2 separate regions of the Homo sapiens genome follow, and region 2 is linked to region 1. A link is an interaction called in ENCODE POLR2A ChIA-PET data of the cell type or tissue named here. Cell type or tissue: PC-9. All regions are shown on one strand. Each heading gives the region's core, and the rest is flanking DNA. Links, peaks and the distances in the headings are about the cores only.

Region 1 (15,352 bases), core at 6,880-11,879:
GAAGCCAGCCCAGCTCCAGGGGGAGGAGACAGACAGTGGAAGAATGAGGAAGGGGGAGGGGAAAGGAGGTCCTCTGCACCCAAGTTTTAAGGTCTCCTTGAATTCAGACCATCTGCACAGATGGCCAGAAGCAGCCCTGAGGTTTTTCCCACCTAATGGAATGTGTAGGTTTAAATGGGAGGACTTGGGCATGTAAACCATTAACAGGACTCCCAGCCAGGTGACAATGATACAATATGCCCTTGTTTGGGAGCCCTGTCTGAATTATGCCTTTGTGTAATATAATCTGTGCAAACTGCTTCTGGGCCAGAAGCCACTGTAAGCAGGCTGTGTCTCACCTCAGGTTTTTATCTAAAAAGCCTTACCTAAGAAACACAATAGCCCAAGTTGACCTGGCGTGATTTCTTTTAAAGGTGAGTGTGCACATGTGCATTGAGGGGGAAGGGAAGTAGGTAAATGAACCAAACAACTCACTTGCATATTAAACTCTCACTTGTAAAACTCGCAAAGAATAAAGAAATGGGCATAAAACGTAGCATTGAAATCATACATAGAGGGAGATTTCATCAAACGCTGCCTTCATGAGGCAGTGTTCTGCACACACGTACAGATTGTGTGGTGTTTGGGCAGGGCATTTGTCATACTGGCAAGCACTCGGTTAAAAAGTAATCAGGTTCCAGGCCCTCTGTTCTTCCCAGAGAGAAGAGGCTGCTCCTGGATGTGGGCGTACCTGGCTATCTGCACACTAAGGATCCCCAAGCAATCTGTAAATATTACCTCACTGGTTAGGCAAGCTCATGCCCCCTGCAGTGTTTAAGAATGATGGCAAAGAGCCAACCAGGGATCTACCCTATTTCCTGGTCAGAGAGTGACCTTGGGTTCCCTTATAAGCCTGAATAGAATCCTGCTGAAATACTCCCAGACACAGCACCTCCTTCACTAAGAGATCATCTCCAGTTTAATAACAGCACGGGGCATACCCGAGAGCCTCCCTGAGGTTCCTTTGTGTAATTCCACCCATGTGCTGGTCTAAATGAGCCCTCATTTTTCTTAAAGTTTACACCTTTATGAAATTATGTAAGCCATTTCAAATATTTTGACAACCAAATGAAAACCCATAAGTAGAACAAACTTATCATCCATCAATATGATACCTGTACAATATATTCTTACCAAGAACAACTACGCAGTTGCTTAAAAGAATAAGGCTACATGTATTGATACAGAATTATCTCCACAGTGGGTTGAATGAAGGCTTCCAAAAAGATATGTTCATATCCTAACCTCTGAACACGTGAATGTAACCTCATTTGGAAAAGAGGTTTTGGCAGATGTAATTAAGTTAAGAACCTTGAAATGAGATCATCCTAGACAATCTGCATGGGCTCTAAATCCAATGACAATTGTCCTTATAGGAGACACAAGGGAAGGCACAGAAGAGAGAACACAGAGGGCAAGGCCATGTGAAGACAGAGACTGAAATTGGAGTGATGCAGCCACAAGCCAAGGAATGCCTGGAGCCACCAGAAGTTGGAAGAGGCAAGAAATAGACTCTCTTCTAGAGCCTGTGGAGCTCTGCTAATACCTTGATTTTGGATTTCTGCCCTCCAGAACCATGACAGAATAAAGTTCTGTCTTAAGTCACCTAGTTTGCGGTAAATTGTAAAAGCATCCCTAGGAAATGAATGGACTCTCCAAGTATTTAAGTATTAAAAAAGATACAAGACACTGGTAAGAGTCTTGTCTCTGGGAAGAGGGGTACTTATGTTCTCCTTTGAATGGCACTCCCTAAAGTTGGGCACTGCTATGGACAGAATAATTGCCCCCCAAATATGTACTCATCATAATCCCCAGAATCTATGAATATGGTAGGTTACATGGCAAAGTTGAATGAAGATTACAGATGGAATTAAGATTAGTTAGTTGAGCTTAAGACAGGGAGATTGTCCTGGACTGTCTGGGTGGGCCTGATGTAATCACAAGGATCTTTAGAAGTAGAAGAGAGATACAATAGAACATTATTTGGCAATTAAAGGGAATTAATAGATGCTACAACATGGATGAATCTTGACAACATTATGCTGAGTGAAAAAAACTAGTCACAAAGGACCACACATTGTTTGGTTCCATTTATATGAAATATCTAGAATAGACAAATCTATAGAGGCAGAAAGTAGATTACTGGTTGCCCAAGGCTGGAAATGATGGAGGGCTGGGCATGTGGGTGATGACTCAGAATAAGGGGTTTCTTTTAAAAGTGATGAAAATTACCTAAAATTGGTTGTGGTGATGAATGAACAATTTTGTGAATATACTAAAGCCACAGGATTATTATACTCTTAAATGGGTGAACTATCAGTATGACAATTGTATTTCAATAAAACTTTTTAAAAAGTGGAAAAAAAGAGAGGCAGAAAAAGAAAAAGCAGTGACAATTTGACATGTCAATTGATGGCCTTAAAGACAGAAGGGGGCCACAGACTAAGGAAGGCCAGCTACCTCAAGAACCTGAGAAACAGCAAGGCAGTGAAGTCTGTCCTAGTGCCTCCAGAGAGATGCAGCCCTGCTGATGTCTTAAGTTTAGCTCCCTGATATAGTTTGGCTCTATGTCCCCACCCAAATCTCATCTCAAATTGTAATCCCCATGTGTCAAGGGAGGGAGGTGACTGGATCATGGGTACGGTTTCCCCCATGCTGTTCCCATGATAGTGAGTGAGTTCTCATGAGATCTGATGGTTTTATAAGGGGCTCTTCCCCCTTTGCTCACTCCTTTCTCTCCTGCTGTCTTGTGAAAAAGGTGCTTGCTTCCCCTTCTGCCTTGATTGTAAGTTTCCTGAGGCCTCCCCAGCCATGCAGAACTGTAAGTCAATTAAATCTCTTTCCTTTATAACTTACCCAGTCTTGGGCATTTCTTTATATAGTGTGAAAACAGACTAATACACTCCTCGAAACTCATTTTGGACTTCTGATCTCCAGAACTGTAGAGAATATATTCGTAATGTTTTGAGCCGCTAAGTTTATAGTAATTTTTTTGTAGCATCATAGAAAATGACATTTCTCGCACCGTTTTTCCTTTCGAATTGTGTGCTCTGTACATACATTACCTACTCAAAATTTAAATGAAAACAAAACAACCTATTCAGGCAATGATTCAATGTCATCTGGCAAAAATTTTAAATACCTGTAACATTGCTGTTCAACAGAAATACAGTCGAAGCCACAAATGTGCATGATATATTGTAATTTTATATTTTCTAGCAGCCAAATATTTCAAAAAATAAAAAGAAACAGGTGAAATTAATTTTAGAAATAAATTTTGTTTAACCTATCTAAAATATTCCCACATATAATCAATATAAAAATTATTATTTTACATTTTTTTCTCATGCTACATCTTTGAAATCTAGCATGTATTTTACATTTATAGTACATTTCCACTAGAGTACAATCATGGCGGAAGGGGAAGCACCACATTGGAAGTGCTCAGTAGCCACATATGGCTAAGGGCTACTATATTAAACAACAAATATTTAAACATCCAGCAGGAGTGAGGGGTAGGGAAAGGGGCACTTAAAAAAACAATTCAGTGAGAATGGGAACTGCTAAAACTTTTTTGGAAAGGCACTTTCTAGTACTATTTGAAATATATATCATTTTAACTTAGAAATCCATCTTAGAGATTCATGCTACATCATTATACAAGGATGCAGCTACAAAAATATTTATTGCTCAAAAGGCAAAACACTGGATACAACCTAGATAATCACAAATATGTTACAGGCACACCATGGATGTTATGTAGGTGTCACAGAAAATGAGCTGGAGCTTTATGTAATGACTATAGAATATTGACCATGTCCAGGGTATGCCGCTATGTGAGAAAAGCTTAGGTGAGAAGTGTTTTTTGTATATTTTTTTGGGAAAAAGCCAATTAAGATATAGATATACAGAGAATTATTCACACCAAACTTAATATTGGTTACTCTGTGAAGTAGTGTTGAGGTGTTATAAATACTATTGTTGACTTTCTCCTTATAGACATTTTGTTGTGTATTTCTTTGTAGCTTATAAAGAAAGTCAACATATACATGTGATATTGATATGGTTTGAATATTTGTCTCTTCCAAATCTTATGTTGAAATGAGATCCCCAGTGTTAGAGGTGGGGCCTAGTGGGAGGTGTTTGGGTCATGATCATGGATCCCTCATGAACAGCTTGGTGCCCTAGGAAATGAGTGAGTTCTCACTCTGAGTTCACATGAGAGCTGATTGTTTAAAAGAGCCTAGCACCTCCTCCTCTCTTGCTCTTTCTCTCACCATAGGACACACTGCCCCACTTCATTTTCTGCCACGATTGTAGGCTTCCTGAGGCCTCACCAGAAGTAGACGCCAGTGCCACGCTTGTACAGCCTGTAGAACTGTGAGCTAATGAAAGCTCTTTTCTTTATAAATTACATTTATAGCAGCACAAAACAGACTGACACATGTGTATATTATATATATTATGTATATTATATACACACACATATATATACACATGTATGTGTATCGATACTTTAGGAGACACCCCAATGGTTACACCATCGGCAAATCATCAGTGACCACATCAAACACCTCTCCCCAACAATAACCTTAAATGGGACTGACCTTTCTTTGACCAGGTACTTTTTTTTTGCTAATTAGAGGGAATATCTCAAATATGTTCTATGAAACAGTACTTCTTAACATGCACACTAAATTGCTATGCCTTTAGAGTCTATCAGTCTGTAACAGAAACCCATATATTCTGCCATTCAGAGAAACATTTCTTGTTTATCCAAGTTCACACCCCCACAATCCTACCCAATATCCAGGTAATAAAAAGAGTTTTTTAAAAGCTTGAATTTGCAGGAAAAATTAATTATGGACCAAGGAATTATCATGAACTGAATACTAAATATAAATTGAGAGTTTCCACACATGGATTTAAAAGGAAAAATCTCAGATGGTTTATAAAACATTTCAGACTTCAGCGTCTCTTCCACATTCAGTGTTTGGTCAGTATTATTTGTTAGACAGTGTCAGCTCTGGTTAGCATATCTGTTAGATGGTATGTATTAGGCTTTCCTGCATTGCTACAAAGAAATACCTGAGGCTGGGTAATTTATAAAGAAAATATATTTAATTGGCTCACAATTCTGCAGGCTTTATGGGAAGCATGGTGCCAACATCAGCTTCTGGTAAGGCCTCAGGATGCCTATAATCATGGCAGAAGGTGACGGAGAGCCAGCATGTCACATGGTGAGAGCAGGAGCAAGAGAGAGAGAGGGGGAGGTGCCAGGCTGTTTAAAACAACCAGATCTCACATGAACTCACAGTGAGAACTCATTCATTATTGTGAGGACAGCATTGAGCCATTGATGAGGGATCTGCCCCCATGACCCAAACACCTCCCATGAGGCCCACCTCCAACATTGAAATCACGTCTCTACCTGAGATTTGGAGAGGAAAAAACATCCAAACTGTATTAGTCCATTCTCACACTACTATAAAGATATGTCTGAGACTGGATAATTTACAAAGGAAAGAGGTTTAATTGAATCACAGTTCCACATAGCCGGGAAGGCCTCAGGAAACTTACAATCAAGGCAGAAGGTGAAGGGGAAGCAAGGACCTTCTTCACATGGTGACAGGGGAGAGAGAGAGCCTGAGGGGAAAATGGCCAAACTCTTTTAAAACATCAGATCTTGTGAGAACTCACTCCCCATCACAAGAACAGCATGGGGGAAACTGCCCCCATGATCCAACCACCTCCCACCAGGTCCCTGCCTGGACACATGGGGGTTACAATTTGAGATGAGATTTGGGTGGGGACACAACGCCAAACCATGTCACAAACCATATCAGATACATAGGTGATCGTCAGCTGTTTACTAATATTAATTTATTCATAAGACATCTCTACCTTAATTACATTTCACAAAATAATCATTTTAGAAAACTTGCTTTTTTCTTTACATCTTATAAAGTAATTTTATTCAAACCTTTTAAATCCACTTTTGATATCCCTGACTTTGTCATTATGTAAACCAATTTGAATCATCTCACACTGTTTCTGGAGGGTGTCGTGTTCAATTCTGTCCAACTTGTTTGAGATAAATGTATGACGCTGAAACTAGAAATGTTATTGCAAGCCATAGATACCTGTTTCTGTTAACATTAGGGGAGTATCTTCACACATTTATTCTATGGGTGTGTCTACTACTTACTATTTGACTTTTCAAAGTGATCTTTAAAATATTTTCAGTGGCCTAGAACAGTTATTGCTGTGAAGTCATATTCCAAGAATAACGACCAAAACTTCTTCAACTTGGCCAGGCACGGTGGCTCACACCTGTAATGCCAGCACTTTGGGAAGCTGAGGCAGGTGGATCATGAGGTCAGGAGTTCGAGACCAGCCTGATGAACATGGTGAAACCCCGTCTGTACTAAAAATACAAAAAAATTAGCCGGGCATGGTGGCAGACATCTGTAATCCCAGCTACTCAGGAGGCTGAGGCAGGAGAATCACTTGAACCCAGGAGGCAGAGGTTGCAGTGAGCCGAGATTGTGCCACCGCACTCCAGCCTGGGTGACCGAGTGAGACTCCGTCTCAATAAATAAATAAATAAATAACTTCTTAAACTTTCTTTACTTCTTTTTGACTGATCACATCAGATGACCTCTCTAAGCATTCCCAAACAAGCAAATATTGAATTTGTTTCAGGTTTATATCTTACACAAACAATAGTAAAGTCATCTATCATATGCAGACTCAACTATAAGGCCACTCTCCTTTTTGAGGGCTAATTTTAGGGGGAAATATGTGCTTCATATATTTAGGAACATACATTCCAGAGCAACTTAAGATTCTAGCTGGCGTACAGGAAATGTACATTCACATTGTTCCTGAAGCTAAAACACGTTCTTCACAGGACATGTGGCAGATTGTATTTTCCAAAGATGACTGCACCAATATATTACATTCCACCTGCTCTTCTTAAGATGTGATGTTGACACTCCCCCATTGAGAAGTGGGGGGCTTATATTCCCTTCCTTTGAATCTAAGCAGGCCTGTGACTATGAAGAAAATGGCACTATATAATTTTTAAGGCTAAGTTATAAAGATGAGTTCCAGCCTGGGACACTTGCCCTTGGAACCCAGCCATCATGTCGTGAGCACACCAGGCAACCACACGGAGAGTCCACATGTAGGTGTTCTGATTGACAAGCCCCACTAAAGTCCCTCCAACAACCAGCATCAACCTCCAGACATGTGATGTATGAGCCTGCAGATGATTCCAGCCCCCAGTTTTTAAGCCGCCCAGTTGATACCGAGTGGAGCAGAAATGAGCTGTCCCCACCAAGCCCTGCCCAAATTGCATATTCGTGAGCAAAATAAATGTTGTTTTAAGCCTCTAAATTTTGAGGTGATTTGTCATGCAGCCATAGATAACCAGACACCACAGGTTTTTTGCAACTTGCATATGCAAAAGTTATTTTTACAGACTTAAATGAAAGACCTTTTAGTTATTTCTGATAATGTTCATCTTAGTAGTTTTAGGATGAAAACTGTTGAGATTATGGGAAGTTTTTATAGTCATCTAATATATTACTTCTCTAGTTTGTATTTTTTGTAGATGTTACATATTTAGAAAGCATGTTAGGCATTCATACTATGTGGGCAGAAGCCTAAATTGGGGCACTCTTTCTGGAAGGCAATTCATGCTCCCCCCAAAAAGTACAAAAAACATTAAAAATGTATATGTCTTATGTCCAATAAATTCTGCTTCAGGAATTTATCTTGAGAAAATGCAATGGATATGTGCAAAGAATAGCTCTAAGGATATTTGGATTATTTTTTTAAATATTGGAAATAATCTAAATATTAACATAGAATTAGACAACAAATTATGGAATATTAGTTAGCCACAAAAGATGTAGAAGATGAAGATTTACTAACGTGGAAACAGGGTGAAAATAGAGTGGTCCCTCCATATCCACAGGGGATTAGTTCTAGGACCCACCAGGAATACCAAAATCCTTGCATGTTCAAGTCTCTAATATAAAATAGTGCAGTATTTGCATATAATTTGTACACATCCACCCCTATTCTTTCAACCATCTGTAGATTGCTTATAATACCTAACATAATGTAAACTCTATGTAAATAGTTGTTACCCAGTATTGTTTAGGGAATGACAAGAAAAAAAGTCTATACATGTTCAATATAGACACAACAATTGTAGGCCTAGCTACATTTTCAATCCTTTTGTTGCTTAAATCTGTGGATGTGGAACCCATGTGCACAAAAAGCTGACTGTGTATTATTAAGTGAAAAAACTAAAACTGCTTATAGAAAAATATAAATTATAATTCCATATTCACAATACTAAGTATGTATAAACATATTAATATACACAAAGATCTAGAAGGATATACATTAAGGTTCTTAAAAGGGGTTAAAGTTGGGAGGATTATGGAGCTTGTTATTTTCTTCCTTCTTTATCCCTACCTCCCCACCTTCATTTTTTTATTTTTGGCTTTTCACTACCTTCCACTCAATTTTTTTTTTTTAGACACTCAGGCTGGAGTGCAGTGATACAATCACAGCTCACTGCAGTCTTGACCACCAGGCTCAAGTGATCCTCCCACCTCAGCTTCCTGAGTAGCTAGGACCACAGGCAGGTGCCACCACACCCAGCTAATTTATTTTTTATTTTACTTTTTTGTAGAGGCATGATCTTACTATGTTGCCCAGGCTGGTCTTAAACTCCTGGGCTAAAGTGATCTCCCTGCCTTGGCCTCCCAAAGTGCTAGGATTACAGGTGTGAGCCACTGCACCTGGCTTCATTTTTAATAAAGTTACTTTGCTTTTTATAATTAAAAGAACATTAAAATAACTTTAAAACATTTTTATAGCAATGTGTTAGTCAAGGCTTTCCAGAAAAAATAGAACCAAATGATATGTATTTATATATTCTTAGAGAAAAAGAGAGAGAGTATAATGAATTGGCTTGTGTGGGTATAGAAGCTGACAAGTGTCAAGATCTGCTGGGTGAGTCAGCAAGTTAAAGTCTCAGGAGAGCGAATGATATCATTCCAATCCAAAGGCCAGAAGGCTTATGACCCAGGAAGGGCTGATGCTTCAGTTCAAGACTGAAGGCAGGAAAAAGGTGATGTCCCAATTTGAAGGCAGTCAGGAAGAAGAATTCTCTCTTACTCAGGGGAAGGTCAGACTTTTTGTTCTATTTAGACCTCCAACTGATTGGATATAGCCTACTCATATTAAGGAAGGCAATCTGCTTTAGTTAGTCTATGGACTTAAACATTAACCTCATTCAAAAACACCCACCCTGAAATACCCAGAAAAATGTTTGATCAAATATCTGGGCACTCTGTGGCCCAGTTAAGTTGACACATAAAATTAGCCATCACAAACAAGAAAACAAAAAGCTATGTAAACCCCATTGAAAAAATCAAGAGAAATCAAGAGAAAAAAAAGAGATTCTTTTTGGATCAAATCTTTTTTGAACCTCTGACATCACTTGTTAAGTCAAGCTATTTTCATTTTTGTTTTAGAACATCATTTTATTGTATATGCAATACGGTCTGTATATACTGGGGATGAGCAAAAGAATATGTACATTGTTTCCATCCCCCTCATTTTGATTGTATTCATAATTTGTATTTTGGGAGCTTTCCCTAAAAGTTCCCAAAACAGTGCCTGACTGGTCTGCATTGTGAAGAGTGCACACCTTCTTCTTGTGTACTCCCATGGCCCTGGTGCTGACCTCTGTCACAGCATTTAACCTCATCATACTGATTCACATGTTTGGGCTCATCTGATTGTGAACAACCCCAGCCAGAGAATGGGACTCAGCACAGAAGCTGTGCTCAATTAACATGTCGAATGGGAATAAAACGTTTTTATCCAAATAATTGATGAAACTATTCAAGCAGGCAGCACTGAGTATTGAGCCCTGTCTTGCATCACAAAACACTTCTCTCCTATTTTACAACTATTCTTACAATCAACTGCCTTTGAGCAAGATTTTTCAGTTAGATAATGGACAATATTTCAAAGTTTTAAAATGCAAAATGCAGACTATTATAATCATCAAGCTATCAACTGGCACCACTATCTAGCCCAGTGTTTTCCAAACTGCAGGGTTGCAACTGATTAATAGGTTGTGAAATCAGTTGAGTGGGTTGTTAGTAGCCTTAAAAAATGTACAGAAAATATAAAAGGGCTGCTCATGTGTTAATTACAAGTATTGTTTCAGGAAACTTTCATTGCAGAGGTATACAGGTGTGTGTGTGTGTGTGTGTGTGTGTGTATTCTGAGTCATAATGTAAAATGTACTCATATACTTTTTACTGTGGTTGGAATCTAAAACGTTTGAATGCCATTGATCTGGCCCATATTTTTCACAGCAGACAGATGTCTTTCTAAAATTAAGATAAAGCCAGGGCCAGCTTCATGGGTGTGATACCTGTTCCATCGATCAGTGCAGTTGCACAAGGCTCTGCACTTGCAAGGGCCCACACTTGGTTTAATGCTCTTCTGTCACCACTGTAGGATTCTTAATAATTCTATCTGAGTATTTATGTGAGCAGAGAAGATCTACCAGACAGCAGTGAGCACTCACAATTGCGATCCAGCAGCAGCTGTGCCAAGCACAGCAAGCTGCATGCTCCAGCAATTGGCCTGTTTGTCCAGCACATGAGTAGCCTCCAGGCAGTCCAGGGCACCGAGGGGTCAAAGGGGTTGGCTGGGGCTCGACTTAGGCCCAGATTCATGTCATCAACAGCAGCAGCAAAAGTATCTGCACAACGGGTCACAGCCCCGGGAGAAAGGAGAAGCTTCACCTGGGGACAGGATGGGGACCCGTGACGGGAGGCTAGCTTGTCTGTCTGACCACGCCTTGCCTACACAAATATTAACTCTTCCACTTCTTAATGCTGAAACAGGAACTGCCAGTGTGAAAGCAGTAAACTCTGAGAGTAAGTTTTTACAAAACAAAAGTGAACACAGGAACATAAAGCACATCAGGGAGTTACAGGAATTCTTCAAAGCATTTAGAATCTTTGGTTTTAAAAACTGCCACCACAACATTACAAAGCAAATCTCTATAGAGATTTAGCAAAGAAATAGAACAGAAATATTATAGTGTTAAATGAGAAAAACAAACAAGCAAACAAACCAACCAGCCACTATTTTCACATGACACTTTAGATGAACCAATTATTAATGAAGAAAGCAATTTTAATACTAAAAATTTCCTTGTAATTGAAGATATGGCAACAGAATGCATAAGTATGTGTTTTCATTCATATACAAATCATGAAGTAACTTGTGGTTTCTTATACGACCTCCACAGGTTTACAGGAAATGTCAGAGGAAACGTTTAAAGGCCATTGTATAAATTTACATACATAATTAAATTTAAACTTACACAGAACTAATATATATGAAGAGTTAAATCATTTTAGAAAAAATATTCTAGAAAATCAGTTCCAGATGTGTTAAACAATTTATATTTTGAAATTATCAGAAAGTGATGCTTATGTTATCATAGCCTATAAAGAACTCTTAACTCCAGTTAGTTGTATCCAGATTCTTCTTAAAATTAAAAATTATCAAAAATTCTTTTTAATCTTGAATTTGTCAAGATGACATCATTTTCAATATACTTTAAAATGAAGTTACTGAAAGTATAAATTTGATAATGTATTAGTCCATTTTCACACGGATATGAAGAACTTCCCAAGACTGGATAATTTATAAAGGAAAGAGGTTAATTGACTCACAGTTCTGAAGGGCTGGGGAGGCCTCAGGAAACTTACAATAATGGTGGAAGGGGAAGCAAATACATCCTTCTTCACATGACGGCAGGAAAGTGAAGTGCCGAGTAAAGTGGGGAAAAGCCCCTTATAAAACCAACAGATCTCATGAGAACTCACTCACTCTCACAAGAACAGCACTGGGGGTCCACCCCCATGATCTAATTATCTCCCACAAGGCCCCTCCCCCAACACGTGGGGCTTACAATTTAGATTAAAATTCAAGATGAGATTTGGGTGGGGGCACAGAGCCAGCCCATATTAGATGACTTAATAAATTTGCAAGAAAGTGAGCCAAAAACATCTTGTAAGCAGTCAAAATATTAATTTATTAAATTACCTTCTAATTCTGATTAATTTGTTGTATTTATTGATTATATAAAATTAAGGCACCAAAAATACTTTTTTCAATTTGTAAGTTTGTGTTGTTACTCATGTATCAGTTACTCCTATGTTTTGCAAGTAAAATATTTTATAGGAAAAAGCTTTATACTTTAGAACTTTGGCAGGATTCTCCTCCCCGCCCCCTTCAATAAGCTGGTCTTTTTTTTTTTTTTTTTTTTTTTTGAGATAGGGTTTTACTCTGTCACCCAGGCTGGAGTGCAGTGGTACAATAATGGCTCCCTGCAGCCTGGAACTCCTGGGCTGAAGTGATTCTCTGACTGCAGCCTCCTGAGTAGCTGGGATTATAGTCATGAGCCACTGTGCTCGGCTATAATGACACTTCCTGTTTTTTGAATATGAGTCCTACATTTGCATTTTGCATTAAGCCCTGCAAATTGTATAGCTGGCCCTGAATACAAAATTGCATTTAAGTCAACAAATTATACTGAGTTGCTAATTTTACCCAGAAATATGCGAATTGATCAAGAAGAAACAGGATAAACAACTTTCAAGGGCCTCATGTTCTAGGATTCTAAGTAATTTTAATATGTGGCAGGATCTAAGGATCATATAAGAAATGAAGGTTATGGGAGTGTTTAGATAGCTTAAATTAATTGTTTTATTTATGACCTCCTAGGATTATTAAGTACCTTTGTGGGATAACTCTAATATTTATCATCTAAATTCTGACTTCATCAGGAGTTTTAGGCCTGGGTCCCAGTTTCCATTCACCTGCATTCCCAGTCAATTTGCAATTGTGTGGTTGGTTGTGTCAGAAAGGACAATGCCCTTATTGAGCCCTTCTCCATTACCAATAGAATGAAGACAAATTGTAGAATAAGTTCAGATCTGGCCTATTCTATGCTTCAATAATAGGTGTATGATATGCTATTTGATACCCTTCCATTTAATGTCATCAGAAGTTTGGAAGTGTCCTCAGGTCCAGTTCATGCATCACTCTAGGTCTATTCACTTTCCTTGATTTTGGCCTTGAGTGGAGCAAAAGCTTGTGCTCATGGAGCCCAGTCATTGCTGCCTCAGCCTTGACTGCAGGCTGCTTCATTGACTGCTCCCCCAGGCCTGCAAATGACTCAAGGACACACCCCAACAGCACCATACTTCAGTCCACGCTTCAAGCCTCTTGCCTCATGTTCTAGGAATTTTCTGTTGCTTCTGAGACATGAGATGCCTTGGACCCACTTGGCATCCATGTAACCGCAACCTAAAAAGTACAGGCAAGTTAAATATCCTTTGGAACAACGTTTACCAGTGGGGCCAGGAATTAGCAGAGAAATTCTCCCTACCTTCTGTCGAATGAGGTATTCAGAGATGAAGTATCTTTGTACAGTTTTTCTGAAAACATTCTGAGACCAAGCAGTTTTCTGGGAGCTATGGGCAGCTCAGTAGGGGTTTTACTTCTAAGTGAAATGAATAAAATTGATGACTTAATACATTTGCAAGAAAGTAAGCCAAAAACATCTTGTAAGCCATCAAAATATTCTATTGATATTAAAAATTATATTAATAGAACTTCTATTCCACTAATACATGCTTTTGGCTCAGGCTTGGCTTTTTAGGGAATGTGGGCTGAGATATTAATATGCTACAGTGGTATTTCTGACATGAACACTTCAGAAGCAGCATGGAAACTGACTGAAAGCAAAGACTCAAGCCAGATTGCTTGCGTTTGAATCCCAGCTCTTCCATTCAGCCCCTGTGTGACATGGAGTCCGTCACTCATTCTCCTTTTCTCCGTTTCAATTACCTCACATAAATACATTATACCTTCTTCAATTTGTGTCACAGGCTTGTCTAAGCATTCTCATGTATTTACTCTCACTTTTGAGAATTAAGTATATAATTCTGAGAGACGTGACAGAGAAGATGAAAAGGTAATTAAAATTAAACAATGAAAAGATGTTGAATTCCCAAGTGGTTGGAAATTCCAGCACTAAGTCGTTAATAGTGATTTCATCTACTTCCTGCCTACCTGAGCCACATTCAGCTCCTTGTTCTCCATCCTCATTCTAACCCCCTTTTGCAATCTGCTCATGTCTCTTCTACCTTGAGCACTCTTTCCTCCAATATACTTGCCTCCTTTCTCCCTAGCCCTACACATTGCCAAACTCCTTTTTATTGCACAGATCTCTGTTTATATATCACTTGGGAACTCTCCTAATCTCCAGAATCAGGAGGCAGTCCCCTTGCACATATTCCCATTGTAACCAACATATTTCTTACTTCTCTATCAGAAAAGCCAGCTCACTGTATTTTTTGTTTATTATTGAATCTCAACATAATTTTTAGTTCTTGGCCCACAGTAGGTGTTCAATAAAAACTGATAAGTTATAGCTTTATTTATTTTTTTAAAATAGATTTTCAGAGCAGTTTTGGTTCACTGAAAATTGAGTGAAAGGAACAGATATTTACCATATACTCCATATCTCCACACATATATGGCTTCTCCCACTGCCAACATCTGTGCCTATATTTGTTAAAACTGATGAACCCACATTGGCATGTCATTATCCCCCAAAGTTCACAGTTTACATCAAGATTCACTCTTGGTATTGTATATTCTATGGGTTTAGACAAACATATAATGATATGTATCCACCATTATAGTATCAAAGTAGATACAGAATAGCTTCATTGCCAAAAAATTCTCTGTGCTCTGCCTATTCATCCTTCCCCCAACCCCTGGCAACCACTGATCTTTATACTGTCTCCATAATTTTGCCTTTTCCAGAATGTCATGGTGCTGGAATTATATAGCATGCAGGATTTTCAGATTGGCTTATTTCACTCAGTAATATGCATTTAAGTTTCCTCCATGTCTTTTCATGGCTTGATAGCTCATTACTTTTTAGCGCTGAATAATATTCCAGCGTCTGGATGCACCACAGTTTTTTTTTTACCCATTCACCTACTGAAGGACGTCTTAGTTGCTTCCAAGTTTTGGTAATTATGAATAAAGCTGCTATAAATATTCCTGTGCAGGTTTTTGTGTAGACATAAGTTACCAAGGAGCATGATGCTGGACCATATGGTAAGAGTATGTTTAGTTCTGTAAGAAACTGCCAAACTGCCTTCCAAAGTGGCTG
Region 2 (15,352 bases), core at 4,406-9,405, 1.4 Mb before region 1:
AGCTAACTTTACATTCACTCATGGAGAAAGCTAATTCTGCAGTCTTTGAGTAAATTCAACTTCTAGCCACTGCAGAGGAATGTTATAATGGAAAGTCTTATCACAGATTCTATTAAAAGCAGATTTAATGTATATAAATTTAATTATCTGGGAATCTTACAGTCTTAACTCACACAGCAAATGTGTAGAACAGCTTTTGAATGTTCATCAGACATTACTGTTTTTCTTTCAGAAGAGTTTATTCCATAAGCACTGCAGCTGTGGAGTATTATATGAGCCTATTTTATGCTCTGTAGATGCAATCTAGAATTTTCCATTGGATTTATCAGTAAACACAGGGCAGTTTCTGATTCCTGTTTCAGATATTGAAATCTTAGGTGTGAGACATCAAATATATATTTCAGAAATTAATAAGTTGTTAATTTATACAGAAATTTATGATGCCTAAATAGCCTATGCCTGGCTTTCCAGTTTCTGAGAAAGGTAGATTTTTTTGTTTTTTCTTTTTTCATTGTAAGTATAGAATTGGGTACATAGACACTTCGTAGCACTCATCATGTGTGTTTCCGCATAGAGACTGGGAATGGTGTTAGTGCCTATGCATGCCGATTTTAGGACAGGAAGGAATAGATAAGACTGTACATAGACAAAATGATGGACATATCAGGGGACATTCCTGAGAGCTTTCCAATGAGCTGCTAAGTTAGAGTACAGCATGTTTAAGAGCAGCAGCTTTTGAATATGCTCTGAGTGTATAAGGAAAATAATTCCTTACTAATTACAAGTGCTGGTACCAAATCAGAGAATGGTCTTAGAAGATATAAAACTTTACTCTGTTGAAACATTATATTTTTTAATTAGAGCATTTGAGCAATAATTTAATATTTTAGTTTAAGACAAATACAGCCAAGTCTCAATTATCCATATAATGGGAGACAAGGATGGCATTTAGGATTTGCAAACCATAGTAAGCCCAAATCTGATTTTAGCCATCATTGCCAACCCTCTGTGCCAATGAAGAGCACAACCAGCTTGAATCAACCAAAATGCAGCTCTGTTTCAAGACCTCATTCTCTGAGATAGGAAAACATGATACAGTGTAGAGCCATCGTCCAGCGGAGAGGCAAAATAACATTCTTTAAGAAACTCTCTGCACTAGCCAGGCACGGTGGTGCATGCCCATAGTTCTTGCTACTCAGGATGCTGAGATGGAAAGCTCTCTTGAGCCCAGCAGTTCAAGTTCGGCCTGGGAGGCATATGGAGACACCATCTGTAAAAAAGTAAAAAGGCAGCCATGGTGGCTTACGCCTGTAATCCCAGCACTTCGAGAGGCTGAAGCAGGAGAATCACTTGAGCCCAGGAGTTTGAGATCAGGCTGAGCAACATCTTGAAACCCCATCTCTACAAAAAATACAAAAATTAGCCAGGTATGGTTGTGTGTGCTTATAGTCCTGGCTACTTGGGAGGCCAAGGTGGGAGGATCACTTTGAGCCCAGGAGGTGGAGGCTGCAGTAAGCCACTACACTCCAGCCTGGGTGACTAGAGTGAAACCTTGTCTCAAAAAGAACAACAACAACAACAAAAGACAGGAAAGAAACTCATTGCACTATAGCAGGAGTTTCTATTGCTCACTTCAGTCTTAGAGTTGGGGCAAGAATACCTACAGAATACTTAGCTAATTTTTACTTTGATTTTGCCATGTAAAAATAGTTGGTAACTGACTAGCATCAACTCCATGCTTTAATAGATCTATTAGATCTATTGGTTAAATTGTTGTACTGTATCTAATTTAAGTTTTATCTCCCTAAAAAAAGAGACATGAGGCCAGAAAGAAAAAAGATGAATGAACTCTATTCCAACCACACTGTGATGAATATTTGAGAATTGGCTGGAATAATCATGGTGGTTTGGATGGGTGGGTGGGGAGTGGGGGGTCAGGGATTATAATGGTTCATTGACAGTTGGATTTGAGAAGACCTCTCTGGAAGATAAAATAATATATAACTACATGTAATAATTTTTGAAATTATTTATTTTGAATATATGCATAGGAACACTTTTTATCATTGCCCCTGAGGATTAGATAAAATATTGGGTCTTTGTTATAAGGAAGACTTGTTTTTCCTTGCAAAAGTGCTTAAAAACGCATCTTCCTATGGGGAAATGTTAGTTGCTTTGCTTTGTAAAAACTACGATATTTCACCTAAATTTTTATTTGCATTGTCTTCTTAATCTAGAATAAAATATACTCAATATAAAATGGCACTGGATTTTCTTTGATGCAAAAATCACATGTCAAAGTTATCTGCCAAGTTGCTTTGTGACAAAGAAAAGGCTCAAATAAAAATGGCAGCTGTAGTTTTTAAAATGTAAATTTCAGCAGGAAGCATTTTACTTGTTCTGTATTTTAGAGCTGAAAAGGGCAAGTGATTAGATGATTACCTAGTGGTGTAGATAAGCTTGCCATAGTGATTCTGGCCTAAAGGGAACACAGTCCCTTAACTGAGCTATGCTATTTTTACTGCAATCAATTCTCCCACTTGGAATGACGTTATTTTAACTTTCAGTCTCACTCCCAGGAGCCTGAGTCCAACCCCATCCAGCCCAGGCAGTCCTTGTAGTCCTCTCTTGGCCTTTCACTTTTGGAGGTAAGCATGCTCCAGGGCCTGCCCAGGGCTGCTTTGTCTTTCTGTTGCCCCATTTCCCACCACCAGCATTTGATTACTTCAGACTCTGCAATCCACAATCCACAGGGTGAGGAAACTGGTTGAATTGTTTACTTGGTGACTTACTTGATCACTTACTCTATTTAGCATATTTACTCATATTTCACTTGGTGTCTCTTGACTCATTGTTCAATGTGTGTGTATATGTGACAGTTTTTCATTTTGCTTTCTTAGGGAATGATCTGCACTGAATTCTGTAAGTTTTGATCAATATAAAGATATAATTTATTGGTTTCTAGAAAACATTTCCTAATTCCTATGAGAGTATTATAATACCTGTTGCCTCAAACTATTTTATACACTATTATTTACAGGATAATGTATTTAAATTGTCTAAAGTGTTAATATTTTTTAAATCATTTTTTAGAACTCCAAGGTATATACTCCTACCCCCTCACTCATAGGCTGATTATATTCACTCTTCTCTGTTTGTTAGAGAAATATCCCCAAGGAACTCTTACATTTTAGCATAGTTTGTTATAAGAATACACGATAGAAAATACTGCTACTATAGTATCTATGGTATGTATATTCTAATAGACTTTTCATGAATTCACTATTTATGGATATAGTGAATCTTCCTGTATCTAATCGGAAGACACACATAGTGTACCCAGCGTCCCTTTCCCCTTTTTAAAAATCCTAATCCTATGGGGCTGGGCACGGTGGCTCATGCCTGTAATCCCAGCACTTTGGGAGGTCGAGGCGGGCAGATCACGAAGTCAGGAGATTGAGACCATCCTGGCTAACACGGTGAAACCCCGTCTCTATTAAACATACAAAAAATTAGCCGGGCGTGGTGGTGGGCGCCTTAGTCCCAGCTACCCCATGGGAGGCTGAGGCGGGAGAATGGCGTGAACTCGGGAGGCGGAGCTTGCAGTGAGCTGAGATCTGGCCACTGCACTCCAGCCTGGGCGAAAGAGTGAGACTCCGTCTCAAAAAAGAAAAAATCCTGTGGAAGAAAGTAGAATCAAATTATCCGTTGATGCAAAGGGCAACTTAAATTTTTTTATGAATATTTTTTATTTCATAAACGCAAATGAATGACGAATTTGCCACTTATGGCCACTTCCTTAAAAATATTAACTTACAAGCTTTAGATGATATCAGTGGGACAATTTAACAAATTTGTTTCTTTCATATTTCTAAAGTAAGGCCGAACTGAAATCTGCAAAGAATAATCGACTAGGGAAACAAATTAATGACTTGGAACTTTAGTTCTACTCTTCTGCTGATGGGATTATACTTATTATTGTAAAAGTGACTTTCAACATGAGAGTTTTGTGTAATAGCTTTTATACAGCATCCCCTGAATTTAATAGGTCCTAAAACATAAGAGTAGTTTTTTTTTTTTTTTTGCTTTTTTTTTTTTTTTTTCCCTATCTGGAGAATTCCTTTGCTCTTCTAATGTGTCCATTTTGGTTATCCAACTGCAAGAAATTGAACTGTGTCCTGAACTTTTTTTCTTTAGTGTAATATGTTTTCATTAAATACAATGCTTGTATTTCCTTTTCTTTATTCTTCCTAAAGGCAATAGGCTATTCAATATGAAGATGGCATCATTAGTAGAAGAGAAAAGAAAATTAGATTCAGTGCTAAGGTAGTGCAGAGGAGGATGAGGTTCTGAAGAGTGTTTTGGGGAAAAAGTTTTAGGGAACTGGTTGCGTTTGAGCTGGACCTTGAAAAATATTGGAGGTTCAGTGGGGAGGGATTGGTGGGGGCGGGGGGGGGGGCGGTGAAGGATAAAACCAGACAGAGAAAAAAAAATCTAGGATGTAAGAAAGCATAGTATATGGTAGAAATAATGTGTGTCACTAGGACATAGGATAGGTGAAATAGAAGAAAAGTTTGGAACTGTATAGAGATTGATATAAACTTGAAAATTAATTTGGGGGCATGCATGCTATGTAAGGCCTTGAATACTAAAGCTAAAAAGTTTGACTTTCATTTTGTAAGTGTTCAGGAGTCAGAAGATGTTTTGAATAAGGAAATGACCAATCTGAGTTCAAACTGAGGAAACGTACCTTATCAATATTAAGAATAGATTGTATTTTAGGCAGAAACTCCAATGAGGATGCTAGTACAATCTATAATGAGTAACAGGTCTGGGAGTAGGACAATTGCAATAAACTAAATTAAAATTTGCAGAGTTCTTTATAGTTGGCCAACTGGTTTTATGTACATGGTTTCATTCCATTTAATCCACCCAACACTACGTGAGACAGAAATGAATATTGCCTTTGATTACAGATGAAAATGCTAACCCATACAGAGATTAAATAGTAGCCTAGGACTGAAAATGAAGTCTCAAATCTTTCCACTGTGACTAACTTAAGACATACACATGTTGCTCTGAGATCATTTATATTGAGTTTTAATTATCTGGTTTAGGTAGACCTTGTGACCTTCTTTAGTCATTTTTATTTCCCCAGTGCCTCACTCTGTATATGGAATGTACTAAGTGTTTGAAAAAATGCTTATTAAAGAATGAATAAATGAGTGAATAAGAAATAGAAGATGTATTAGTTACAGTGCTGCTAATATACCAACCACCAAATAAATATACAATGGCTCAAATACAATGGAATTGCATTGTTCACTCATAGATGAAGGGTTTGCAGGAGGATCTGCTCCATAGAGTCATTAAGGGATCCAGGGGGATCTTTAACCCATGGCCTTCAAGGATGCCTTGGGCATCAACATTTAGCTGGTGGAAAGGGAAAGAGCATGGAGGGTGGTGCACTGACAGACCTGAAGGTGGCACACATCACTTCCATTCACATTTCATGGCCTAGAAGGTGGTATTCTGACTGTATCTAACAATAGGGAAGCCTGGGAAATATGGCTGGCTGGTGCCCAGGAAAAGGAGGAAATAAGTTTGGTTAAATAGTTAGCAATCTTTGTTGTAGAAGTTGATGAAATAAAGGTGCCCCATAGCAGGTGTTCAGTAGATAATTTTCAATGAGTTGACTTACTTACACTGCAATTTCTAGCATTAGTGACTTGAACCCCAAAAAACAGAGTTGGTGAGGGAGGAAAATGTTGTAATGATGAGTCTGGTCATAAACACAGTGAGAAAGTTGTAGGTAGAGATATCTGGTTGGCAGCTTGGAATTGGGTATCCCTGATAGTGTGCCCCAAAATGATGGTCTAATATTATAAATTGCAAGACTCCAAATATGTTCATGCTGTTACCACAGAAAAAGCATGTTTTGTATCCCTGCACAGATTTTGTTTTCCTACCATTGATTGTGATGGGTCAGATTTGTTCTTTATTCCTTTTTCATGGTGGGGCTTAAAGGTCTAGGACAGAGTGGTGGTGGTGAGTATCACAGTGTCTGTGCCCTTTTGAGGTGATGACACACAGAGTTTCTAAATATGACAATGGAAGATTCTATTCTTTTCATAGTAAAACCCTGGAGGCAGGCTGTACAGAGACATGAGTCAGCTCTCCATCTCCAGCGGAACTCCAGGGGCTTCTCCAGGCCAGGCTTCCTGAAGGTTGGCCAGAAATAAGACATCTGCAGCTTCCAGGACAGCTCAGTTGCTAAATAGGACTTACGTTTTGTTTAGTATGTCTGGGTAGTAAGACCTTGCACTGCCATATGGAGGTTGTGGTAAGACAAATTTGGGCGCAGTATGAAGGAAAGAATTTTCTAAGGAAGATTTCTGAACTTTTAATGGGCTGCCTCATCAGACCATCAGGAAGGCCAGGCACCCAGTGAGCTGGAAAGATGCAGACTGTATTCCTGTACTGAGCAGAGGATTAGACTACGTTATTCTCAAAAGCCCTTCCATCTTGAAAATCTCACACTCCTTAAAAAAAAAAAAAAAAAGAAAAACATCTTCCATCAGGGCTGGAGAAATAGGCAAAATACACACTTTGTCTACAAACTAAATATATATATATATATATGGCCCTAAATATCAGTTTATTAGTTACCAGTGTGACAGAGAGCATCTTCAAGACCTTAAGTGGAATTTATGTACAACTTTGCTTTCCTCCTTCTGAGGCAACCATAACCACTCAGAATTTCTCATGACCCCCAGTACTTAATAAATTGGCTACCACTTAGGAGCTGTTTGTATAATGGTGACATCAGTGCCTCCTGAGTAATATAGATGTGACTCGTGCCAGCTCCTAATCTGGACTGTGATTAGATAGCAAGATTCCAGAAGAAGCTATCTCATTTCACATTCTCAGTGGCTTTCTTGGCACCGAGCACGCCTTGCCATCAATAGGGACCCAGTAAGTAGCTGTAGGCTGGAACACCATTACTCAGTGGCCAAGTTTCTATTATGCCGTAGTGATGTTCTTTTGTACTTCTGCTTCATCCCCCAACATCTTCCTGGATGATAACCACTCAAGAGCCTGCTGGCTGCATGTCTTGTGTTCCTTGTATTTTACTTCTTCCATCTTTTTCTTTGCATCTCCCTTTGGTTTCTGGAGTCTCAGAGTCATAAACACACAGTCAGCTATGCCAGAGTTGGCAGTAGAGAAGGTATGCTGTTTCTTCTCCTTCCATCTCCCAAATCTCTCTCTCCCTGTTTCAGCTGTGACTGAAAACACACATGCCATGTTGCTGGTAGGATATAGTACTACTTCCAGAGAAGAATATTATCACTGTGCCATCAACTCCACAAGGACAACCATTTTTGTCTACTTTTTCACACATATATCCACAAAACCTAAAATAGTTCCTGACATACGTAGAAGAGGCCCCATAAATATATATTGATTTAATGAATGAATGTATTATTCCCTGGGACTCAAGCCTGTTCTGATGTTTTCACCTGTGCTTAAACATGAGATCGAGTTATATAGAAGGTATGTTTTGAGAGCAGTGCTGGCACCTTGAGAAAAAGGACTTATTTTTTATTCTTCTATAAATAGTAAGTTATAGCCATCAAAATGTAAAAACTGAGTAGATATCAATTATCTAGGACAAAGTAGAAAGTCATTGTTAATTAAAGTTAGACCCCAGCTTATATTAACAGATATGCCTAGCTATGGTGAGGGACAGAGAAAATGATACAGAAGTCATGGCAGATTACACACGGAAGAGGATAAGTCACTCTAAGGAGGAGTAGTAGAATGTAAGTTCTGGAGGGCAAGACCTGTCTATCTTACATACTGCTGTCTCCCTAGCCCATGTAGCATAATGTGGTACTAAATAACTAGGTACTAAATAAATTATTTAGTTGTCATTAAATGTGCTTTGAAGCAATAAGAGAATTGTGAATTGGGGGCTGCTTTTACAAACCCGAAGCCCTTCAGTGAGTCTGTGTTCCTTTGCAGCCACATTCTGTCTGTGGCTGGGTCCCTGCGGCACCTTTTAGAGCTGCCATTCTCCATTTCAGCATAGACCCCACCTAGCTGGCTTCATTCATTCACAGTACCTGAAGTGGCCCTGGAGATACTTGAGTTTGGTACTTCACAGACTAGGAGTTATGGTGCCTGAGTCTTGGTCACAGACCTCACCACATGTAAGCTTTGTGACCCTGGGCAAGTGTTAAACTTCTTGAACGCTCATTGTCTTTATCTATGAATCCCCTACCTCGCTGGCAATGTAAGAACAGTAGCTTATGGGGTTTTAGTGCAATAACTTTTTGTGAGCAAGAATGGAGCATATGGTGGTCCTAAGAGTGATGGGCAGGAAAGGTAGACAGCACCTTAACAGGGAGGGCATCCAGCGTAATTCTCACCTAGTCCCATTTTGCCAAGAGCTGGCCTATTTGTCCTGTTGCTGCTTGGAAAGGTTACTGGGTATCCATGGCTGCCTGAATCCCCCTCACTTCACTTGTTGCCATGGTGAGGGGCAGACATCATAGGCATTTACCAAACACATGGCAGTATGTTGTGATTTTGTGTCTCCTTTTCACAGGGAACCTGTAAGACTGGGAAAGTCACCTGACGGCTAAACCACTAAACCCTTTTAGTTTCTTTCGCTTTTTACAATGAGAGGTCCCATTTGTCTTTTTTATTCTATTTTTCCGCCTTTCACTTTGTGGAGAACATTGAAAAAATCTGAAGATGCTCGTACCAGATGGTAATTTCTTTGTACTCTACAGACACCAGTTCCTGTGCTTTTGTGAATGTGATGGTTTAATGAATTCCTGGAATTTTATTTCTGAATTGTCATATAGGATCAAATCTGTGTCATGCAGGCACTCTTAGGAATGGCTCAGCCAAGCAGAGATGAGCCTGATTATGAACACGGTGCCAGCCCTGTGGGTGTGGGGCTGGGGAGAGATGAGGAAGATTGGCAGTCTCAGCTGTCACTGGGGTGGTGTGGACAGGCCACTTAGCACTTCCCTCCACCCTACCCTTGCTGGTTTCTGCCAGTGCCACCACCTGGAGGCTTCCCTTGCTTAGTAAGAAAGAGGATGTGTGTGCGGTGCTCCAGAGGAGGACAGGGTGGGGTAGGAGACTTCAAGTGGGTAGCAGTAATGGGGAAGGGCAAGCATAATAAACTTACTGCAGAAAGGTTGTTTCCTTTGATTTTTCTGAAATATAGTATTTTTAAAATGGGTATTATAAGCTCATCTTCTATAAACTTGCAGAACCTAGGGGATGAAGTCTTGTGAGGTCAGATGGCAAGCAGAGCTTTTAGGTCCGTGGGGTCTTGGCACAGCTGAGTCTCTGCAGCGCCTTGACTCATCCATGTATAGACACCTACATGTTCCAGGCCCAGACAGCCATTCCAGGGCCATGTTGTTTGTCATGATGGTTTGTGTTTTTTATCTATGCACTCACCTTTTCACATTAACTTTTCTGTTTTGTCTACTGACTTGAGTTAAAGGCAGAAATTACTAAGCTAGATATTTGCATGTGCAGCGGCTTAGTGTCCAGCATTGATGGGAGCTTGCTACATGCCTGGCACTGTTCTTAGTGCTGCACGTATGTTAACTCACACAGTTTTCACCCTGTGGCTGGGAGGCAGGTACTGTCTTCATTTTACAGATGTTAAAACTAAGGCACAGAGACAGATTTATCTATGGAGCCCACACATCTCAGTTTGCCCAGATGCGGATTGATGTATGCCTTTTTTTCCAGTGTGATGCTCAAAAGCACTCCCCTTTCACTTTCAAAACCTCCAGGTTTGACCAACAGATTATGCCCTCTTCCCAATGTCTAGAAAGTGACCTGGTCTGGTTCAAGCTCAAGCATCTGGTTGGAGAGCCTGTGCCTCTATTTCTTCGGGACTTCAATTTGTGGTCATTTTCATTTGCATTCACAGTGTAAGATTCCATTTACTGGCAGGTGGATTTGTTACTGTGTCTGGAGCTTTCTTGCTTGGTTCCCTAGATGTTTTAGTCCTCTGTTAAGAGTGCATTCATGGGTATAAGGAGCATGTTTTGACTTGTGGAGCCCGATATTACTTTTTTAAAATTTTGTTTTAGACAGAGCCTAGGTGATGCAAAAAAAGGTTAAATTGGGTTTGCTTTGGAAATCAGGCCGTGGGCCCCAGCAACTCCAGTCTGAGCAGCCTGTGCCTTGTTCCCTCAGCCTGGGCCAGCCTGCTACTTCCCTGGGGGTGACAGTGTTCTCACCATTGCGGTGTTATTCAGAGGGCTCTGGGAGCCCTTTTAGGAAACCAGCCTCTTCAGGCCTGAGTAAGGATTCCTCACCCCGTTTGCAAGGAGCCCGGACACTTTCTTGATACTATCTACTCTTAAACATTTCTTTGGGCCTCACAGCTCAAGATGATTGATTACTGTGTAGTCTTTTCTGGGCCACATATTGTGACTACTTTACTTAAGTAACTTATTAAATTTTTGTTTTTGAATATATTGAAATTATTCTATGGAGGCTTAACAGTTATCTTTTTTTAGTAGATCTTCTTGAGGTGAATAAAAATTTACTTTGCTGTGTGTGGGTGCATGTGTATGTGTGTGTTGGGGAAAGTTATATCCTATGTTCCATTTTGTTAAGGCATTTCTTTGTGACAGGAGAAAAACACATTTCACATCATTTTAAAAATCCTATTTCCAACATTTAAAATATGGATACAGCCATTAACACCCACCCTGTTGATATGAGAATTAAGTTGTGATTTCTTGGAGAGCATAAGATGGTGATGATAATGTGAAACTCAGAGATGCCTCAGTAAAAGGAGTAATACAAATGCGAAAACTTTAAAAAAAAAAGTCATTTCTCCAGCAGTAACATAGATAATAATGCCTCTTGGAGGTGGTGTAAGAATTAACTAGGCAATGTATGTGAAATGTTCCAAGAAGAGTGTTCTGTTTTGTTATTATTAGTGTCATACCATTCTTGCAACCCAGCATTCAAAATGAACTATAAAACCTGACCTTTGTATCAAGGATGTTGCCTATTCTAATTGAAGTGATAGTGAATGATGAGGTATTATGAAACTGGGAGAGCTGTACTAATAGTCTCGGGTGAAAAAGACGTGAGCTAAATTTCATGGATTCTTAGGCTTTTCTACTTATTTCTCTGACAGTTTGCTTAGCTGAATCATTACTGGCTCCAGTTAATAAAACATTATGGAGATACCCCACATTGAGAAGAACATTTACTTTCTCACAGTGGTATTGTTTTTTTCTCTCCTCTTTATATAAAATACAAGTTTGGCTCAACTTTAATCAAGCTCTGAGTCAAAAGCCACCTGTAATTCTTCCCTTTAAAAAATCTTTGCAGTGTGCACATGTGTAGATTTGGGGGCATGTGCCATCATCCACTAGGAAGTCCTGTTGATTCTGCCTTCTCAATATGCGATGCTGACCACCTCTCCTATCCCACCTTAGTCTGAGCCGCTGCCATTTATCCCTAGATTTGTGTAGTAGTAGCCTTCTAGCATGTCTTCCTGCTTTAGTTCAACCTTTGCCCTCCTATGATCAGTCTCCATCCAGCTCTCAGAGTGATTTTTGTGGGGTGTGAGCTGCTCCTGCTCAGAACCTTCCAGTGGATGCCCACTGTCTTCCGTGATCCGGCTTCCTGCCGTGTCTCACTCATTCCCTCTAGCCTCATTGGACTCTGCCTTTTCTTGAGCACTTCAAGCATGTTCCTGTGTCAGGGCTGATTATTCCCTGTTTCTAAAATACTCTCTTCCTACCCCTTCAACTTTTTTTTAAATCCCAAACCTGTTTTTAAAAAGTTGAAAAAATTGTACGACCATGTTCATCTTGATTCACCAGTTAACACTTGCCACATTTGCTCTTTCTCCCCTTCCTTCTCTCTTAGCCCCTAGATGTATTTAAACATTTTTTTCTCCTGGACCATTTGAGAGTAATTTGCAGACATTCAGGCACTTCACCCCTAAATACTTAAGCATGTATCTCCTAAGAATAAGTATATTCTCCTATATAACTATATTATTATTATGGCGTTAAAATTGAACATCATTATATGGGCTATGTCAGCTTTCTCCTGCTGTTTCAAAAAATGTGTCTGTGAAAGTTTTTTTTTTTTTATGTCAGAATCCAGTTAAAGATCATATGTTCCATTGAGTTGTTGTATCTCTTTCTTTAGTCTCCTTCAATTGAGAAAGTTATACTGTCTTTCTTCTTCCCTCAGTACTAGACAACTTTTCTGTTGAACATCCCACAATTTCAGTTTATCTGATGGCTTTGTCATCTTTAGATTCAGGTTAAACATATTTGCCAAGAACAGGTGATGATGTCCTCCTCATAGCATCACACCAGGAAGTCCAAAAGCTGGTGTCTGCCAGATTTTCCCTTTATGGTGACTATGCCTTTACCTTATTAAGTAATCTCTGGGGTAAAATTTTTAGTCCATATGAATATACTCTTCACAACAAGATTTCACCCAGTGGTTTTTGCTTTCATTGATGACCTTGCTCAAATCATTTATTACATTGCTGTTTGTCACAGTTGTTTATTTCTATTAATTGGTGTTCTTCAGTTGAAGAATATTCCCTCCTTTCTCTCCCTTCATTTTTAGGAAGATTGACTCATACATTTTTCTATAGAATAAAATGGAAGACAAATACATATTTGATGTGTAGTAATCTATAACCAGCATTCCTCTTTTTGTTGGTCAAGTTGTCCTAAAATTCATCAGTGGGAAGCAGAAGCTCTTTAAGCTGGCTCCTGGGTCCTTTTAACATGATGCAATTAATCTTTGAGCACCTCCTCACTTTCTGGCACAGGATGTTCTAGCTGTCCAGAGCAGCTAAAGGAACACTGAAATGATACCTGAGTGGCGCTCTCCTTCACTTCCTTAGCATCTATAGTAAATGTTACTGTATCAAAGGCCTTCCCCGGCCACTCTATGAGAACACCACCACCATCTTTTGGACTGCTTCATGATGTTTCTTATAGCGAATATCTCACCTGATATATAACATTTATTTATTTGTTTATTTATCCTACCCAACTAGCATGAAACCTACAAATTACAAGGGATTTGCCTATTTTGGTTATCATTGAGTCCCTAGTATCTGGCACATAATGTGACCTCAACAACTACTTGTTATAGAAATGAATGAATGAACGAATTCATCCCCACCTTGAGCCTACATCAAGCTTTTCCAGATGAGCTGCCACTGCTTTTCTATTTCATGACACTGAGATGAATCAGACTGACTGCAAGGGGTTTACAGATGTTTGTCTGGAGTTCGTTGCAATTTTGCTTCTAGTAGTTTTCCTGCCTTTGGGTTCTGGTAGTATTCAGAAGTATTACTAACAACGCGTTACAAATGACACTCACTGCAAGGCACTTGTCACGGACAGTGGAAACATTTTATGATGCATTTCCTTCGTCTCCAGCTTCTCTGAACAGAAGGTTTGGCCATTTTAGAAATAAAAAATGAAACACTTGACTATGTTAGAACTTTTTACCATGGAATCTAATGCTGGCCACTAAAAATTGAGTAGAGTAAGGGTTTTATTTTCTAAATGGAAAAAAATAACTATTTGTTCTGTACATAATACCTTGAAAGCTTTCATGGGATTTGCAAAGTATAAGAGTTGTTTCTTATTTTCAGAGAATTTCTATTCTAGCTGAGATGATAAGAATTAAGAGTATGGGTTGGGAATTGTGCATTAACACTTAATATAGCTGATGTATGTCATGGGCTGAATGGTGGCCCCAAAGATATCAGGTTCTAACCTCTGAAACCTGTAAACATTACCTTACTTAGGAAAAAAGGAGTCTTTGCAGATGTGATTAATTTAAGGATTTTGAGATGGGGGGATTATCCTGGATTATCTCAATAGTTCCTAAATTCAATCATAAGTGCCCTTGTGAGAGAGGCCAAGGGGGATTTGGCCCACAGAGAAGCCAGAAGATGCAAGGAGCAGATTCTCCCTGAGAGCCTCACAGGGAGCCTGGCCTATTGACATCTTGATTTCAGCCCTTTGACACTGATTTCAGATTTCTGGCCTCCAGACTGGGAGAATATATCTCTATTGTTTTAAGCCAACAAGTTTGCTGTCATTTGTTACAGCTGCTGCAGGAAGCAAATGCAGTGGTAAACTGCATTCTCTTGTTTTTCCTGGGACCCTGAAATGACAAAGTGAGGACAGTGTGGTGAGCACTTTCACGTTCATGTTACAGAAGAAGGAGCCCAGGAGTAAGGGAGCCCAGTGACTTAAACCAGCTTTTCCAACTCTGAGCCCAGTGCGCCTTTCACTGTGGCCCCCTGCCTCCTCCTAGTGACTAGAACCAGTGCTCACAGAGTGCTCATCATGATAGTTTAAAAAAGACAGACCACTGTGGCAGGAGAGATTAAGGACAAGTGTGTGTAAGGTAGAAACACAAGGGCATCCTTAAAGGAGAAAAATAGTGAGAGAGTCAGAACATGACCAGTCCTGCTTCCCACAGTCCAGGGATGTATTCCCTGTTTAAATGCTGTTTAGGCCGGGCACGGTGGCTCATGCCTGTAATCCCAGCACTTTGGGAGGCCGAAGCAGGTGGATCACCTGAGGTCAGGAGTTCAAGACCAGCCTGGCCAATATGGTGAAACCCCCTTCTCTACTAAAAATACAAAAATTAGCTGGGCTTGGTGGTGCATACCTGTAATTCCAGCTACTCAGGAGACTGAGGCATGAAAATTGCTTGAACCCAGGAGGCAGATGAGGTTGCAGTGAGCCAAGATTGCACCACTGCACTCCAGCCAGGGTGACAGAGCTAGACTCCATCTAAAAAAAAATGCTGTTTAACTTTCCAGGTGTTGGATGCCTCTGAGCATTGTATCCATGTGTCTGTCTGTGCATGGAGAAGAGAATCCCTTGCCATGTAGTTGACAGCACATTTTAGCTTTACCTCATGGGATCATTGCGTCTGCTGTTGCCATGTGCATGTACCATGTACATGTGGGTAACACTAACATGAGACTCCAAGAAAAAGCCATGGGATGAACTGGATGGTTCCAGCCCTGCGAGGCATTACCCCTTTCTGGAACGCACTCAGATAGGCTCACTCCTTCTTCCTGGCAGCCATCAGAGTTCTGCTGCAGGCCCTGCTGTGAACTGCTCCAGGCCTCTTGATCTGCACTGCTGCCACCTCTGCATATATGATTGGGCCTTCCTGTTCTCTAGTTTACTAAACAGTCATTTTGCTTCTGTGAGCCAAGCACAATACTGGGGAGATGAAGATTAAAAAGGATTCCATCCCTCCCCTCAGGGAGCTCTCGGAC

What was found. ChIA-PET counts read pairs that join two places held together with the same protein. Peaks named below come from ENCODE experiments on the same cell type or tissue, not always from the same donor. Only the 100,000 strongest peaks of a DNase experiment are listed, where the experiment ranks them.
Region 2: POLR2A ChIA-PET joins it to region 1 with 9 read pairs; 1 of 35 experiments calls an interaction of 5 or more read pairs at or near these places.

Annotation. Positions count from the first base shown.
Region 1 is chr5:68,396,105-68,411,456 of GRCh38, forward strand. No RefSeq gene overlaps it. Among named protein-coding and RNA genes, the nearest start is that of PIK3R1, 190 kb to the left of the region's middle. RefSeq lists enhancers at 10,639-10,688, 13,178-13,472. In PC-9, for the core only: no CTCF peak of the experiment used is centred there; a DNase peak (open chromatin) is centred at 9,137; H3K27ac peaks cover 572 bases.
Region 2 is chr5:66,961,140-66,976,491 of GRCh38, forward strand. The region is part of intron 4 of MAST4 (microtubule associated serine/threonine kinase family member 4); the gene reads left to right. Among named protein-coding and RNA genes, the nearest start is that of MAST4-AS1, 35 kb to the right of the region's middle. In PC-9, for the core only: no CTCF peak of the experiment used is centred there; a DNase peak (open chromatin) is centred at 6,822.